Regions from separate parts of the Homo sapiens genome. Here all the other regions are linked to region 4. Evidence: chromatin contacts called from ENCODE Hi-C or POLR2A ChIA-PET data. All regions are on one chromosome and are shown on one strand. Each heading gives the region's core, a stretch centred on a gene start or an enhancer-like site at or near the end of the contact. The rest is flanking DNA. Distances are from core to core; before and after follow the strand shown. Region 1 overlaps ATP2B4 (ATPase plasma membrane Ca2+ transporting 4). Region 2 has its middle 19 kb from the start of ATP2B4. Region 3 holds the start of KDM5B (lysine demethylase 5B). Region 4 holds the start of LINC01353 (long intergenic non-protein coding RNA 1353). Region 5 holds the start of ADIPOR1 (adiponectin receptor 1).

Region 1 (2,700 bases), core at 46-2,545, 390 kb after region 4:
GAAGGACTAGCAGAGGGAGAGGGAAGAGTGAAGGAGACACATGGCAAGATCTTCCTGTGCCTTCCCATGTCAGCCTGGAGCTGAAGGGGTTCATGGGAATGCTTTGGAACCTCGCAACATTTTCAAAGTGTGGTCCCCAGACCAGATGCATCAGCTCACCCTGTTAAGGAACTTGTTAGGAGTGCACCTTCCCAGGCCCCACCTCCGTTCTTGTGCACCAGAAACTCAGGAGTTGGCAGGGAGGGGCCCAATAGGTTTGCCCCAGTTCTCCAGAGGATCCTAGTGCTCACTCTGGGTTTGAGAACCACAGCTCTAAAACATTACTCAAGTGCAAGGAAGCATGATCAGTTCGCTTTCCAAAGGCCTAGGCTGACTGAATGGATCCTGTCTGTGCAATATGTGAACAAGGAAGAATAAAACAGGCGCAGAGGGGTGGCAGGTTATTAGCGATCATTCCTGGCCACCTTTTTTAATAAGCACTGTCTTTTCAGCATGGAGCCCTCGCTGATTTGCCTGTGACTTCCAGGAAATAAGCCCAGAGAAGGCTGGAATAGGTAAAGCGGGGATGGGAGGTTCTCTGTACTCTGTACAGGTGAGACTGTCAGAGTGGAGAAAGGGAATGGGAGCAGCCAGGCCTGATGACCAGTATGGGACATGCTGACTAGTATCTGGGCCACACAGGAATGTTGTTTTAAGTCCTCTCCTGCTGAGCGTCTGGGGACAGAGCAGCTGCCCCTGGTGCTCCCTTTTGGTGGATGAGATGTGGCCTCCTCAGTCTGTGGCCAGGCAACTTCTTCCCCCTTGTCCTGAGGACTCCACCAGATCCTGAGGCCTGGGAACAACCAGGTCCCGACCCGGTAGCCCAGGGAGATGACCCCTCTCCATAAGCATGACATGATTCTGCTGAAATTCGTTTCTAAAAATAACCTAGGATCCGATCCAGCTGCTAAAAAGCCCCTTTGTTCCCTTGAAACCAAAATATGGAAAGCCACAGCAGCCCCAAGAAAGACAGTCTGTGTAGTCCAAGAGAGTGCATATACGAAATACTTGAATGCTGCTGCCGGAGGGCTGCGTCCTGTCTGTGGCCTAGAAGCTTCCTGCCGCAGCTCTGAGGAGTGAGTAGCAGTTATCGTTGCTAACCCTTATCCTGAGTGAACGGGGTCAGGAGAGGCTGCCAGTACCCCTTTTGTTAAACAGACCTTCCAGATGGCATTGTCACTTCCACCTGAAGGTGGCTCTTGTCCTCCTTAAACAACTGAAGGAAATGGTGAGCGCTGCTGTTTCATCCTCTACATTTTTTTGAGCTCTAGCTTGCTGTGAACACCCCTACCTCCACCCCATACATCCTCTGAGTCACTGGAGGACACAGAGGTGACCCAGGCCAGTGTGACTCACACAATTTGAAAGAGGTTGGCTTTCCCAAGGCTCTGGGCCTAAGGGACTGCCCTTTCTCATCTTGATAATTTTTTTTGAGATGGAGTTTTACTCTGTTACCCAGGCTGGAATGCAGTGGCACGATCTCAGCTCACTGCAACCTCTGCCTCCAAGGTTCAAGTGATTCTCCTGTCTCAGCCTTCTGTGCAGCTGGGATCACAGGCGTGCAACACCACACCTGGCTTTTTTTTTTTTTTTTTTTTTTTTTTTTTTTTTTTCTGAGATGGGGTCTCACTGTGTCTCCCAGGCTGGAGTGCAATGGCACAGTCTTGGCTCACTGCAACCTCCATCTCCCGGGTTCAAGCAACTCTTCTGCCTCAGCCTCCTGAGTAGCTGGGACTACAGGCACGTGCCACCACACCTGGCTAATTTTTTGTATTTTTAGTAGAGACGGGGTTTCACCATGTTAGCCAGGATGGAATTTTTATATTTTTAGTAGAGACGGGGTTTCGCCATGTTGGCCAGGCTGGTCTCAAACTCCTGACCTCAGGTGATCTGCCCACCTTGGCCTCCCAAAGTGCTGGGATTACAGGCATGAGCCACTGCGCCTGGCCTCATCTTAATAATACTGATGCCATTTCAAGATGGAGCCAGTGGCCAGGGGTCAGGGGGACAGCCGTGCCCTCCCAGGCACATTCCTGCTTCCTCCCACCACACTGTTTCCCTACCCATGCCCTGGAGCTTTCTGTCTTCATCTTGGTGGTTCTTAAAACCTGTGACATGGGTTGGATCTTAGCAGACCAGGTGATCAGGATCAGGCTGTCAACCTTGGGTCAATTCTTGGTATCGCTGTTTGGAGAAAGCTTTTGTCATCTATGGGTCCTACCTTCTCCCTGCCTTCTGAAGGCATCTGACCAGAACTGGTAAGTTTTGCCACCATTATCACTGCACAGCATATCCTAGACAACACAGCCACTCCAAGACTGAGAGGTATTTTATTTTTATTTTTTGGATCTCAGATCACCACAGATAATGTTCCAGTGAACATCCTTGCACATGCCCCCTCCAGGCCCTGGATGAGGATTTCTTTGGAAGATGTAGCCAGGACTAGATGACTGGGTCCACAGCATGCATAGATGTAGTTTGACCAAAAAGCACCAAGTGATTCTGGGGAGGAGGGATGAATTCTGGATTCCTGAGACCCAGGGGCTACGAGTGACACGTTTTCTCCGATTAGATGCTTTGACTCTAGTACTACCTTTTTTGGTGGAATTGAAGAAGGTGCTGTCAGAGTAGCAGACTTGGAGAGGGGGAAGTAAGTGAGGG
Region 2 (2,700 bases), core at 90-2,589, 320 kb after region 4:
AAATAAATAAATAAATAAATTATAATACCATATTTTCATGGTACCTTGTCTATGTTTAGATATGTTTAGACACCAGTGTGTTATAATTGCCTATAGTACAATAACATGCTGTACAGGTTTATAGCCTAGGAGCAATAGGCTATACCATCCAGCTTAGGTGTGTAGTAGGCTACACCATCTAGGTTTGTGTGGGTATACCTATGATGTTTGCAAAACAATGAAATCACCTAACAATGCATTTCTCAGACTGTAGCTCTGTTTGTTAAGTGACTCAGGACTGTTTATGTAAGGCACGGTGCCTAGCTTGTAGAAATTACTCAGTATACGTTAGCTCTTTCCCTTTTCCTCTCCTCTTTTCTTTGGTATTACTTCCCTCCATGGTCTCCACAAGCAAGGGGCACGGTGTGAGCCTAATTGTACATCTACCCTGGGAATTCTGGAACCCTGATGCTGACAACCAATACATCACATTTACAAGGGCCAGGAGGGCACTGAGAAAAAGGTAAAGGCCTTTGGGATTGAGCATCAGGCTGCTGAAACATCAGGCTTGAGGCTTCAAGCAAAAAGGGAAGATGAAGGCTGCCCCCTGTACTGTGAGTGTGGCGAGGCCTGGGAAGGCAGAAAACACACCCTGAGATAAGAACACTGGTTCTTGATCTATAAGAAAGACATTGTGGGCCGGGCGCGGTGGCTCGTGCCTGTAATCCCAGCACTTTGGGAGGTCGAGGTGGGCGGATCACAAGGTCAGGAGATCAAGACCAGCCTGACCAATATGGAGAAACCCCGTCTCTACTAAAAATACAAAAATTAGCCTGGTGTGGTGGCATGTGCCTATAATCCCAGCTACTCGGGAGGCTGAGGCAGGAGAATCGCTTGAACCAGGGAGTCGGAGGTTGCAGTGAGCCGAGATCGCGCCACTGCACTCCAGCCTGGTGACAGAGTGAAACTCCATCTCAAAAAAAAGAAAGACCTTGTTAGATAACTTAGCTAGGCATGGTGCCAGGCACCTGTAATCCCAGCTACTCGGGAGGCTGAGGCAGGAGAATCATTTGAACCTGGGAGGTGAAGGTTGCAGTGAGCTGAGATCGCACCATTGCACTCCAGCCTGGGCAACAAGAGTGAAACTCCATCTCAAAAAAAAAACAAGAAAGACATTGTTAGATAGCATTGAGCATATCACTTAAATGGCCTTGGCTCACCCCCTGGGGAAATCATGTTCTTTCAAAGACACTATAAAACAAACAAACAAAAAAAGCAACAGTAGCTACAGAGTTCCTGCTCCAGCAACCAGGAGCCTTGAGGCAGCACAAGGACACCGGGGCGGGAGCGTGGCCCAAGAAGCAGAGACAGCAACAACAACAGGATGACTTCATTTACTGAGTTATCAAAAACCACAATGTCTGAAAACCACAATGTCTGCCAAGAAAGAGGATGAGTCACCAAGACCCACAGGAAAGAGGGGCTGGGGTGGGTTGGGGTGGGCAGCATGGCATGATGAGAAAAGCAAGTATTTTGACAGCACACAGATTCAAATCCTGACACATCTCTGAGGCCTTCAGCTCTCTGGGTCTCAGCTTCCTTTATCTTTAGTTTTTATTTATTTTTATTTCAAAAGAAATGAGATGGAGTCTTCTCTGTTGCCCAGGCGGGAGAGCAATGGTGCAATCTTGGCTCACTGCAACCTCTATCTCCTGGGTTCAATTGATTCTCCTGCCTCAGCCTCCCGATTAGCTGAGATTACAGGTGCATGCCAGCACACCGGCTAATTTTTGTATTTTCAGTAGAGATGGATTTTACCATTTCGGCCAGGCTAGTCTCGAACTCCTGACCTCAAGTGATCCACCCATCTGGGTCTCCCAAAGTGCTGAGATTACAGGTGTGAGACACCATGCCCAGCCCTCAGCTACCTTATCTTTAAAAATGGGAAAGAGCCAGGCACAGTGGCTCACATCTGTAATCCCAGCACTTTGGGAGGCCAAGGCAGGTGGATCACGTGAGGTCAGGAGTTCGAGACCAGCCTACGTGGTGAAACCCCATCTCTACTAAAACTACAAAAATTAGATGGGCGTGGTGTCATGTGTCTGTAGTCCCAGCTACTAGGGCAGCTGAGGCAGGAGAATCACTTGAACTTGGGAGGCAGAGGTTGCAGTGAGCCAAGATTGCCCCACTGCATTCCAGCCTGGGTGACAGAGGGAGACTCCATCTAAAAACAACAACAAAAAAAAAAACAGCAGGGGATGGGGGAGGTAGTAATAATAGTGCTTATTTCATGGGGTTGTTTTTTTTGTTTTGTTTTCTTTTGCTTTTTGAGACAGAGTCTCGCTCTGTCACCCAGGCTGGAGTGCAGAGGCACAATCTCGGCTCACTGCAAGCTCCACTTCCCGGGTTCACGCCATTCTCCTGCCTCAGCCTCCTGAGTAGCTGGGACTACAGGCGCCCGCCACCACGCCCAGCTAATTTTTTTGTATTTTTAGTAGAGACGGGGTTTCACTGTGTTAGCCAGGATGCTCTCAATCTCCTGACCTCGTGATCCATCCACCTCGGCCTCCCAAAGTGCTGGGATTACAGGCATGAGCCACCACGCCAGCCCAGGATTGTTTTAAGGATTTAGTGAGTCCTTTATCTGTATAAAGCACTTCAGCAACAAATGGTATTCACTATTTTGATATCCAAGTTCTTGATTTTCCCCAAAGTTGTTAA
Region 3 (2,700 bases), core at 1-2,500, 480 kb before region 4:
GAAATCTTCGGAGGTCTCTCCGTCTGACGTTCCCCTACAAACACGGCCTCGCCCGGACCCCATCCCCACCAGCACAGCCCAGGCCTCCCCGGGGAGCCGAGCGGCTGAGCCAGAAGAAGCCGGGAGTGTGCGCGTTCGGGAGCGCGGGCGGGCATCGGGGCCCACCGCCGCCCGTCCTGCCCCCGCCGCCCCAAAAGTGTCCCCCAGACACTAACGCCCCCCACAAACATCCGCTCCGGGGCTGGACCCGCGGCTCCTCCCCGCCCCCAGCCAGCGCTGGCCGCCCCCTTCTTGACCCCGGCCCGGGGGACACCTGGAGGCCCGGGGACCAGGCGGTGGAGGGGTGCCCTGGTCTGGAGGGTGGGGCGCCCAGGTGAGGGCCGCTCCGGGCCGACGCCGCCACCACACAAAGGACCAGGGGCTCCCGCCGCCATATTGAAAACTTTCCTCCTCGCACGACAACTCGCAAGTCCCCCACCCCCACCCCACCCCATCACACACCCCCGCACCCCGGGAGCGGAGGCGAGGACCAGCCTGCCGAGCCTCGCCGGGCCCACAGTCCTCCCTCCAGCCCGCGCCTCCGCCAGGCTCCGTGAGGAAACTCCCCCGCGACCACCCCCGGCTCCTGCCATCACTCCATCCGGAACCGAACCCGAACCTCCGCACCCGGCCGCCCGAGCCCCGCGGCGACCCGGCCCTCCCATGGCACCGCCGAAGCCCCCGGTTCTCCCACGCTCCTCATCTCCCACCCTGGAGAAGCCCCCGTCTTCCTCCCCCGGCCTCAACTCCGACCTTCTAGGCAGCCCCAAACTTGACGAGGCCGGCGGGGCGACCGGCTCCCCGCCCCCCGCGCCTCGGGCCTCCCCGGACCCGCGCGTCCCCGCTCCCTCCCCCAGCCACGAGCTGGATCCGGGGTGCTGGCGTGACTCACCGGCGGCGGCCGCACCTTACAGATGCCAGTCTGCTCGGCTATGGGCCGGATCTTGTGGATGAAAGCGAAGGGGTCCGCGAACTCTTCCCAGCTGGGTTCGAAGACCGGGCACTCGGGTGGAGGCAGGAACTCGCCCAGCGGGCCCGGGCCCCCGAGGGGCAGCGCCGGGCGCGGGCCTGGGTGCAGTGTGGTGGCCGCCTCCATCACCGCAGGCTGGGCAAGGGCGAGGCGAAGGTGGGCTCCGGGACCGAGGCTGCGAGCTCCGCTCGGTCCGAGACCCGTGCAGACGCGGCTCGAGCAACAGCAAGTCCGAGTTGTACGGGCAACGGCAGCACCTTGGGCTTTTTCAGCCTCCGACGACGACGTCTCGCCGCAAGCCCACGCCGTGCGCCTCCGCCGCCACGGCGAGGAAAAAGAGTCCCACCCCACCCCCATCGACCCACCCTCCGCGCGCGGCTCCCCGCCCCGCCCCCGAATCGGGCGGGGCCGCGCCTTCCGCTGTGGATGGAGTTTATCCTTAGGGTTTCAGTTGAGCCAACTTTTATTGACCATTTACTATGTATCAGAGTTCCTGCCCTGAAGAAGTTAAGTCTGGTAGAAAGGATCAGTCCCATAAGCCAATCATTCAATCACGTCAGTACACAATGGTAGGTGCAGTAAAACCCAGGAGGGGGTTTTGGAAAGAGTATTGGAAACGGAGAAGGATTTTCCAGTAGAGATAACAGCTTGAACATACACATAGCATGTTCATGAGAAGGCAATAGTAGTAATAATAATAATAACGTAACATTTTGGGGCACTTTCATATCCTAGGCACTGTTCTAATTGCATCGCATGATTAATCACACAACCCTATGAGATAGGTACTCTTATTTCCACTTTACAATAAGGAAAGTGAGGCATAGGTAGGTTAAGCAATTTGCCATAATTCACATGGCTAATAAGTGATGGAGACTATTGGGAGGTGGAGATGTTGCAGGGAAAATAATCATCCACAAACAGTCTATGACGAGGTCAGACTTGAGAGGGGCGAAAGACTTGAAATAATCCAGACAAGGAATGATAGGATCTAAATTAAGGCAGTGGTGCTGATAATTATGAGGAAGGGATGCAAAGGTAGGAAATAAAATTAGGACATAGTGACAGATTGAGGGGGGACGACGAGGTATTAAGATTCAGATGTCTGGCGTACCTGCCTGAGTAGATGCTAGCCCGTTGGCATTGCTGGAACATTCACCCCAATTATATACAGAAGGCGAGTTACTCAAGGGAAGAAGATACTGTGTTCATTTCTGGACATTTTGAATTTGAGGTGTCTCTGGTACATACAGGTAGAAATACACAACGGGGTATCCTTCAACAGACTGAAGGGTATAAATCTGAAGGGGCGAGATCAGAATTGGAGATATAAATCTGGGAGTTATGTGCTTATGGGTGATAGCCGCTATTTAATGCTACTGTGTGTAAAGCACTGCTCTAAACGCTCTGCATGTATTAGCTCACTGAGTCTTCACAACCACCATATTGAGTAGGTACGATATTATCCTCATTTTGCAGAGCAGGCAACGGAGGCAAAGAGGTTAACGAACTTTAAGAGATACGAACACTTTTGAGGCGCCTTTTTTCTTTTGGCGGGAGACGGGGGACGGGGGTGGGGGGGTAGTGTCCAGCAGCCTCAGAAAAAAGGAGGAAGCTCAAAAAGTAGAACGTCAACATTGAAATGACCTCTTTCATCCAGAAAGCTGCCAAACGTATGCAAGGAATGTTTG
Region 4 (2,700 bases), core at 7-2,506:
ACCTCCGACCACCCATCACACAGTTCCGCCTCTATTAGAAGAAGACCACTCTGGTGAGCTTCCTGGGGGAGGAGAAACTCTTGTTACAATAATCAATAATCAATCAAATTTCCAAGGAGATTTCTCTGGACCTTTGGAGGGAGATTCAAAAGCCCTTCTCCATCCCACTTCTAGGTCTGCTTGCTAAGTCAGGAATAAAGCTACCCTGGATCTTCTGGAACTTTCTGTTCTCTGAGGCAGGAGGGCATTTCTTTGGCCAGGACCTCCCAGCTCAGAGGCTCATTGGCCCCAGAAACATGGGTGGCCCACTGGAGGTGGGCTGTGCCAGTTGGCTTTCAGACGGGAAGCTGCTGGGCACGCTTGTTCTCCACCACACCTCTGCAAGGTGAACCTGGGACTGGGAGGGACAGCCTGCTGAGGACTGAGAGCGTGGGACACTTATGACTGTCACACTCCTTCTCTGCAAATCTTCCTCTAAAAGGCTTCCCAGGGCTTGGCTCTGCTTGGTTCTCTGAGCTCCTCCTGCAGGCAGCTGCCTTTCAGTTCACTATTGTATCCCAGTGAATCCAAAATTAGCTTGATTCACAACAGAAAATGAGCACAAAACCCCTCTATAGCCAGAGAGTGATTGTCTACAAAGTCCTATGTGGTAGAAATAAGGCTTTGCCCCAAGGAGCCATCTGGCTGTGTGCCCTCTCCCACACGCACACTTCCATTTGGCACACTTATTGTTATCCTGTGCTGTGAGGGAACAGAGGTACTGGCCACGGATCCATTGCAGAGGAGCCAGCTTATACTCCCACGGTGCTAGGAAGGAGGCGGGACAGGTAAGACAAGCACACAAACCATGGAAAAAACTGGAGGAAACTTTCCACACCTCTTAAGCAACTGGTGCATTTCCCTGTGGTGTAGGTTGAGTAAGTAAGCCCGAGGAGAGAGGATGGGGTGGACTCAGATGCCCAGGGAGGCAAGTCTTGGTTTGGGGTTTTCAGGAAGGCAGGGCCACTTGTAGAGATTGCAGCTGGTGGTGAACTGGGGTCTGTGGAGGTGGCAGGCAGAAATAGCAACTCGTGTGTCCATGGTGGCACCGTTTTCAATGCGCCTTCATAACCATATCTCGTTTGATCCTGACAGTCCCTCTATAAGCAGTTTGCCACTGTCATTTTTCAGATGAAAACATCGAGGCTTAGAGGGGTTTCTGAGTAGCTGAGAAGTCAGGACTTCACACTCCCGATCTTTCCCCTGGCCTCCAGTTTGCCTGGCAAAGTCACAGGAAGTATCTCCATGGCACCGCATCAGCCCTCACAGAGCAGGAAACCTTGATTTCTACAGAGGCTGTTTCCTCCCAGCCTTGTGCAAGGCCCACTGCAGAGACAAAATTATGGTGGCCAAAGTGTGAATGCCAAGGCCACACTGGTAAGAGCCAGTGGCTGGGCAGCTGCAGTCACCCCACCGAAGGTAGACGGGTGTGGCTCAGTGGCAGGCAGAGGCTGGTCCCCACAGGGAGGAGGAGGGAGCCTGTGGGCGGCCCAGGGGCTGCCCCTCTGTCCCCAGGGGAGTGGGTGGAGGCCTGAGGGGGACTGTGCTGAGATGTTTGGTCATCAGAGGTCTGGGTGGGGGGTTGGGGAGGTAAAGCAAGAGTCTCTTATTTTTAAACCAATCAATGAGAGGACAGCTGTTCTTTGTTTCCATGAGCTCAGCAGAAGAGGAAATGGTTTGCCTGTGCGGTGGGGGAGGAGGAGAGGGTAGGGTTTTAGGTTAGTGCCCTGGCTGTGATGAAGTGGAACTTGTTACCCAAGGACTTCCCTTTTAGGCAGAATGTCTGCTTTCCTACCAGGAAGAGTGGCTTGGCCCTCTGCTGAGGCTCTCAGAGGTTCTCCCAGCCTTGGGATCGCTGAGTAAAACCAGTCAGCACCATGTCACCCTATGGAGACTGGTATTACCTTGCGCCTGTGTGTGGTGACAGCGGGCATCCTTTGGCCTGCATAGCAAAGGGCCACTCCCCTCCTTTCCTCCTGTCTCCCTTCTTCCCCAACCCCTCTCTCTTGGAGGACAGAGTCTGCTCCCCTAAATTCTACTGGGTTCTTTTTCAGGCCTCCATCCCTGGGATTTGCTGGTAGAAGAAAGGGAATCAGCGCTGACTGAGCTCCTACTATGTGCCCTTCCTGGGCCTGGCACTGGAATCACAGGATGAATGAATAAGGCATATTTCCTGCCCTGAGGAGGCGTCTATAGGGGAAGTCGGAATTAAGGCACCTCCAGAATTCTGAGGTCAAGGGAATGTCAACAGAGCTGTGAACAAAATGCCCAAAGCCATGAAAATCTACAGAGAGAGACTCGAAGGGGAGGAATGGGGTAGGAGCTGGTGCCGAGGATGAGAGGGGAGAATTCACCTGGTGGAGAACTGATAGGTGGGGGCTGTTTTCAAAGTATTTTCACAAACGTTTATTCTCTTGACTCTCACAATAAACGAAGCCAGCCAGAAAGTATTCTCCCCATTTCAGTGATAAGGAAATGGAGGCTCAGAAGGGTGGAATGGCCCAGGGCAGGGCAAAGCTGGGGTGGAAGCATCGGTCTTGTGCTTCCACACTCATTGCACTTTCTTCCAGGCCAGGCTGAGGTCGGGATGGTGGAGGAGGTGGTGGAGGTGATGAGGTACCAGAGCAACCTCGAAGAAAGCTGAGAGGCAGGAGACCGCCA
Region 5 (2,700 bases), core at 169-2,668, 330 kb before region 4:
TGCAGGCAAAGTCTTGACCATTGAGAATAGAAAGCTTTCAGTTTCTACTCTACAATTAGGTATAGTTTTGCGGAGGTCTACCATAACATGGGCCTTCACAGGTAACATCAGTTTTTATGACTGATTTCCCAAGTGCAAATCACAATATGGGTACATAAAAGTTATTCCTGGAGTAAATACATTTAGTAGCTGCAAGCCGGTACCCTGACATTGCAATCTGTTTAGCACCACCCTAAATTCCTGGCAGTATACAGATAGTATACAACCTCAGGAACCGAAGTTGCACCATCGTAGCCTACCCAACTACTAGGAAAAGAGAAAAGCAGTGAACCGACCCCACTATTACTTCATTTCAGAAAAGAACCAGCCATTACAATCATTTGTTTTGTAGATGGCAGCCTATGTATTCTCCGCTGTATTTTCTAGCCCGTCTTCTGAATCACTTGAGGGAAGTACTATGGTTAATCTAGTAAAGTACCATGGCCTCCTAGCGCTCCTTTGACATCTGAAACGGTGTAAACTGAAATTGGCCTTGTCAGTTTCCCATTCTCCCAAAGAGCACCAGAAACTGAGGGAAAAAAAACACTTATCTATTTTCTTAAAAATCGAAGGCTTGAAGACCAAAATTCTCAAACAGAAGATAGAATACATCAATCCTAGATACCTAAGGTAATGAAATTTCATTTTCCCCCAAAGTACCTTCGATTCTGCCCCGCATTTCAGCCTTCAGGATTACCTTAACCCTGCAGAGCGATCACCAACCTCCCTTCCCACCCCATCAAAGTGAGGGCACTGTCAGGACTTGACCTGCCAAAGATTGTTGGTGGAGGAACCTTAGGGCTTCCTGGCAACCCAATGCGGCTGTTCCCCGCTGAGAGGCGGTTCGCGACCTAGGCCCGCAGCCCTCCCTCCCCACGCGCGGCGGCCTCGGGGCCAGGCTTAACTCTGGCTCTCTGGTCCCGATCTGGGGAACCCATGCATCTCCACCCCGTGGGGCTAAAGGCGCAGCACTCACAGGACTGCCGGGAGTCGGGGGACAGCCGGGGACGAGCGCCCACCGCACCTAGGCCGCCTCGGAGGCGGCGCGCAGTGGGAGGGGCCGGAAATGTTTACAACCTGACCGGCTGGATGCCTGGAGGCCAGGCGGCTCCTTGGCTGGGGCCCGAGCCCCCTGGCAAGTCGGAGCGGGTTCCCCCAACAGCTGTCTCCTCCGCAGGCCTGGGTCGGGGCCCCCGGGGTCCCCGCGCTCCCGCCGAGTCCCTGCCCACCGCGCAGCCCCTGGGAGACTTACAGCCGGGCAGGCGGGCTCTGCTGGGGGCCGCGGTCCCCCGCGCTACATCCCGCGGCGCTGGAGGCGGCCTGCGGCCGAGCGGCCCCGATCTTCAGCGCCCTCCCCGCGCCGGAAGGGGCGCGCGACCTCCCGCGTCACCTCCGCAGCCGCGTCACCTCCTCGCGGGCTCTGCCTGGGCCCTCCAATCCTAGGCCCTCTCGCGGAGTCCCAATCACAGGCCCGCGCCCGCCGGCCACACCTCCCGCCCCGGGCCCCGCCCTGCTGCCCCGCCTTCCCTGCCGCCTGCCCACCTCCCCGCCGCAGCCAGGTAACCTCCACCCGCCCCGGGGTAGAGGACGTTCGTCGGATTCTACACTCCACCTCGTTATCGCAGCCTGAAGTGCGTGATGGAGAAGAAATTTCAGAGAATGAGACAGAACGTCGGGAGGGAATGCTGAATTTTCTACCATACACCTTATCTCATCTCCTCTGTCCCCAAGGCTAGTCGTTTCACCTCTGAAACACTTCTTAATCTCTTCTTCAACCGCATGGTCCTTCCTTCCCTTCCACAAACTATTTATTGAGCCCCTACCATGTGCCAGGCCCTGGGCTAGACCTCAGTCTGCCTCCTGTTATTTTCTTATCAGAGAGCAGAATTGTTTCTAACTACTCTTGCTGGTGAACCCGTGCCCCAGTTCCTGCTCCCACAGGCACCTAGAGTGCAGATCGCGAGACAACATAGGGTAGTGCAGCCCTTGTCTGAACCACACAACACAGAAGGGGATTTCAGGGTCTGGCCATTTTCTCATTTCTCCCAAGAATGAAATAGTATTATTTTATTCCCACTTTTCAGATGAGGTAACTATCATTTGGAGGGGTTCACTAATATGCTCAAGGTCACAGACTGGCCAGGGACAGAAGCTTGGCTCTATGTGACTCTAGAGCCCCATGCTCTGGAGCCCCAGATACAGCAATACACAGTTGCTGAAAAGCAGAAAAGCAATGTCAATCTTCCTCTTGTGAGCAAACCTTTAACTCACAGGATTATCATAAGGATTAAACTATCTGATGTAGATAGAGTACTTGGCACAGTACCTCAATATGGCTGTTAACTCAAAAAAATTTTTAATTTTTCTTTTTTAGGGACAGGTTCTTACTGTCACCTAGGCTGGAATGCAGTGGTGCAATCATATCATAGCTCACTGTGCAACTAGTGCCATTCTAGAGGCAGAGAAAGTGACTCATTGTAATCTGATATAGGTGCTTCAGGGACGTGGGGTTAATTCTCTTGGTCCTAGTTAAAAGCATGGGCTCTGGAGTCACATAGAGCCAAGCTTCTGTCCCAGGCCAGTCTATGATCTTGAGCACATTACTGAACCCCTCCAAATGATAATTACCTCATCTGAAAAGTGGGAATAAAATAATACTAT

Evidence for each region. A loop is a pair of places that touch in the nucleus more often than their neighbours do. ChIA-PET counts read pairs that join two places held with the same protein, here RNA polymerase II (POLR2A). Pooled maps may share reads with other maps.
Region 1: a map of natural killer cell shows a loop between it and region 4 (4-fold over the local background). The contact joins the enhancer-like site here to the promoter of LINC01353 in region 4. A Hi-C loop is called at or near these places in 1 of 168 maps with a recorded cell type or tissue (natural killer cell) and 6 of 50 pooled maps. POLR2A ChIA-PET finds 5 or more read pairs at or near these places in 4 of 52 experiments (activated CD4-positive, alpha-beta T cell, activated naive CD4-positive, alpha-beta T cell and naive thymus-derived CD4-positive, alpha-beta T cell).
Region 2: a pooled map shows a loop between it and region 4 (4-fold over the local background). The contact joins the enhancer-like site here to the promoter of LINC01353 in region 4. A Hi-C loop is called at or near these places in 1 of 168 maps with a recorded cell type or tissue (CD8-positive, alpha-beta T cell) and 7 of 50 pooled maps. POLR2A ChIA-PET finds 5 or more read pairs at or near these places in 2 of 52 experiments (activated T-cell and activated naive CD4-positive, alpha-beta T cell).
Region 3: a loop to region 4 is called in a pooled map, with 6 times the contacts of the local background. The contact joins the promoter of KDM5B here to the promoter of LINC01353 in region 4. A Hi-C loop is called at or near these places in 7 of 50 pooled maps. POLR2A ChIA-PET finds 5 or more read pairs at or near these places in 2 of 52 experiments (HEK293 and activated naive CD4-positive, alpha-beta T cell).
Region 5: a pooled map shows a loop between it and region 4 (4-fold over the local background). The contact joins the promoter of ADIPOR1 here to the promoter of LINC01353 in region 4. A Hi-C loop is called at or near these places in 2 of 168 maps with a recorded cell type or tissue (gastrocnemius medialis and psoas muscle) and 7 of 50 pooled maps. POLR2A ChIA-PET finds 5 or more read pairs at or near these places in 1 of 52 experiments (T-cell).

What each region holds. Positions count from the first base shown.
Region 1 is chr1:203,673,021-203,675,720 of GRCh38, forward strand. All of the region lies in intron 1 of ATP2B4 (ATPase plasma membrane Ca2+ transporting 4), which reads left to right. Among named protein-coding and RNA genes, the nearest start is that of ATP2B4, 48 kb to the left of the region's middle. Within about 2 kb of position 1,296, at least 30 of the 41 ENCODE cell types and tissues checked have a DNase peak (open chromatin) inside an H3K27ac peak, as active enhancers do; they include natural killer cell, where a contact is called at or near this core.
Region 2 is chr1:203,606,037-203,608,736 of GRCh38, forward strand. No RefSeq gene overlaps it. Among named protein-coding and RNA genes, the nearest start is that of ATP2B4, 19 kb to the right of the region's middle. Within about 2 kb of position 1,340, at least 12 of the 41 ENCODE cell types and tissues checked have a DNase peak (open chromatin) inside an H3K27ac peak, as active enhancers do; they include CD8-positive, alpha-beta T cell, where a contact is called at or near this core.
Region 3 is chr1:202,807,171-202,809,870 of GRCh38, forward strand. It overlaps KDM5B (lysine demethylase 5B), which reads right to left and starts at 1,251. Exons shown (of 27, transcript NM_006618.5): 1 at 932-1,251. The coding sequence starts at 1,135. RefSeq lists silencers at 136-205, 306-425, 826-1,025, 1,056-1,265.
Region 4 is chr1:203,285,896-203,288,595 of GRCh38, forward strand. LINC01353 (long intergenic non-protein coding RNA 1353) reads left to right here and starts at 1,257. Exons shown (of 3, transcript NR_117097.1): 1 at 1,257-1,416; 2 at 2,094-2,411; 3 at 2,610-2,700. RefSeq lists an enhancer at 1,063-2,262.
Region 5 is chr1:202,956,894-202,959,593 of GRCh38, forward strand. It overlaps ADIPOR1 (adiponectin receptor 1), which reads right to left and starts at 1,419. Exons shown (of 8, transcript NM_015999.6): 1 at 1,292-1,419. RefSeq lists silencers at 1,088-1,647, 1,948-1,997.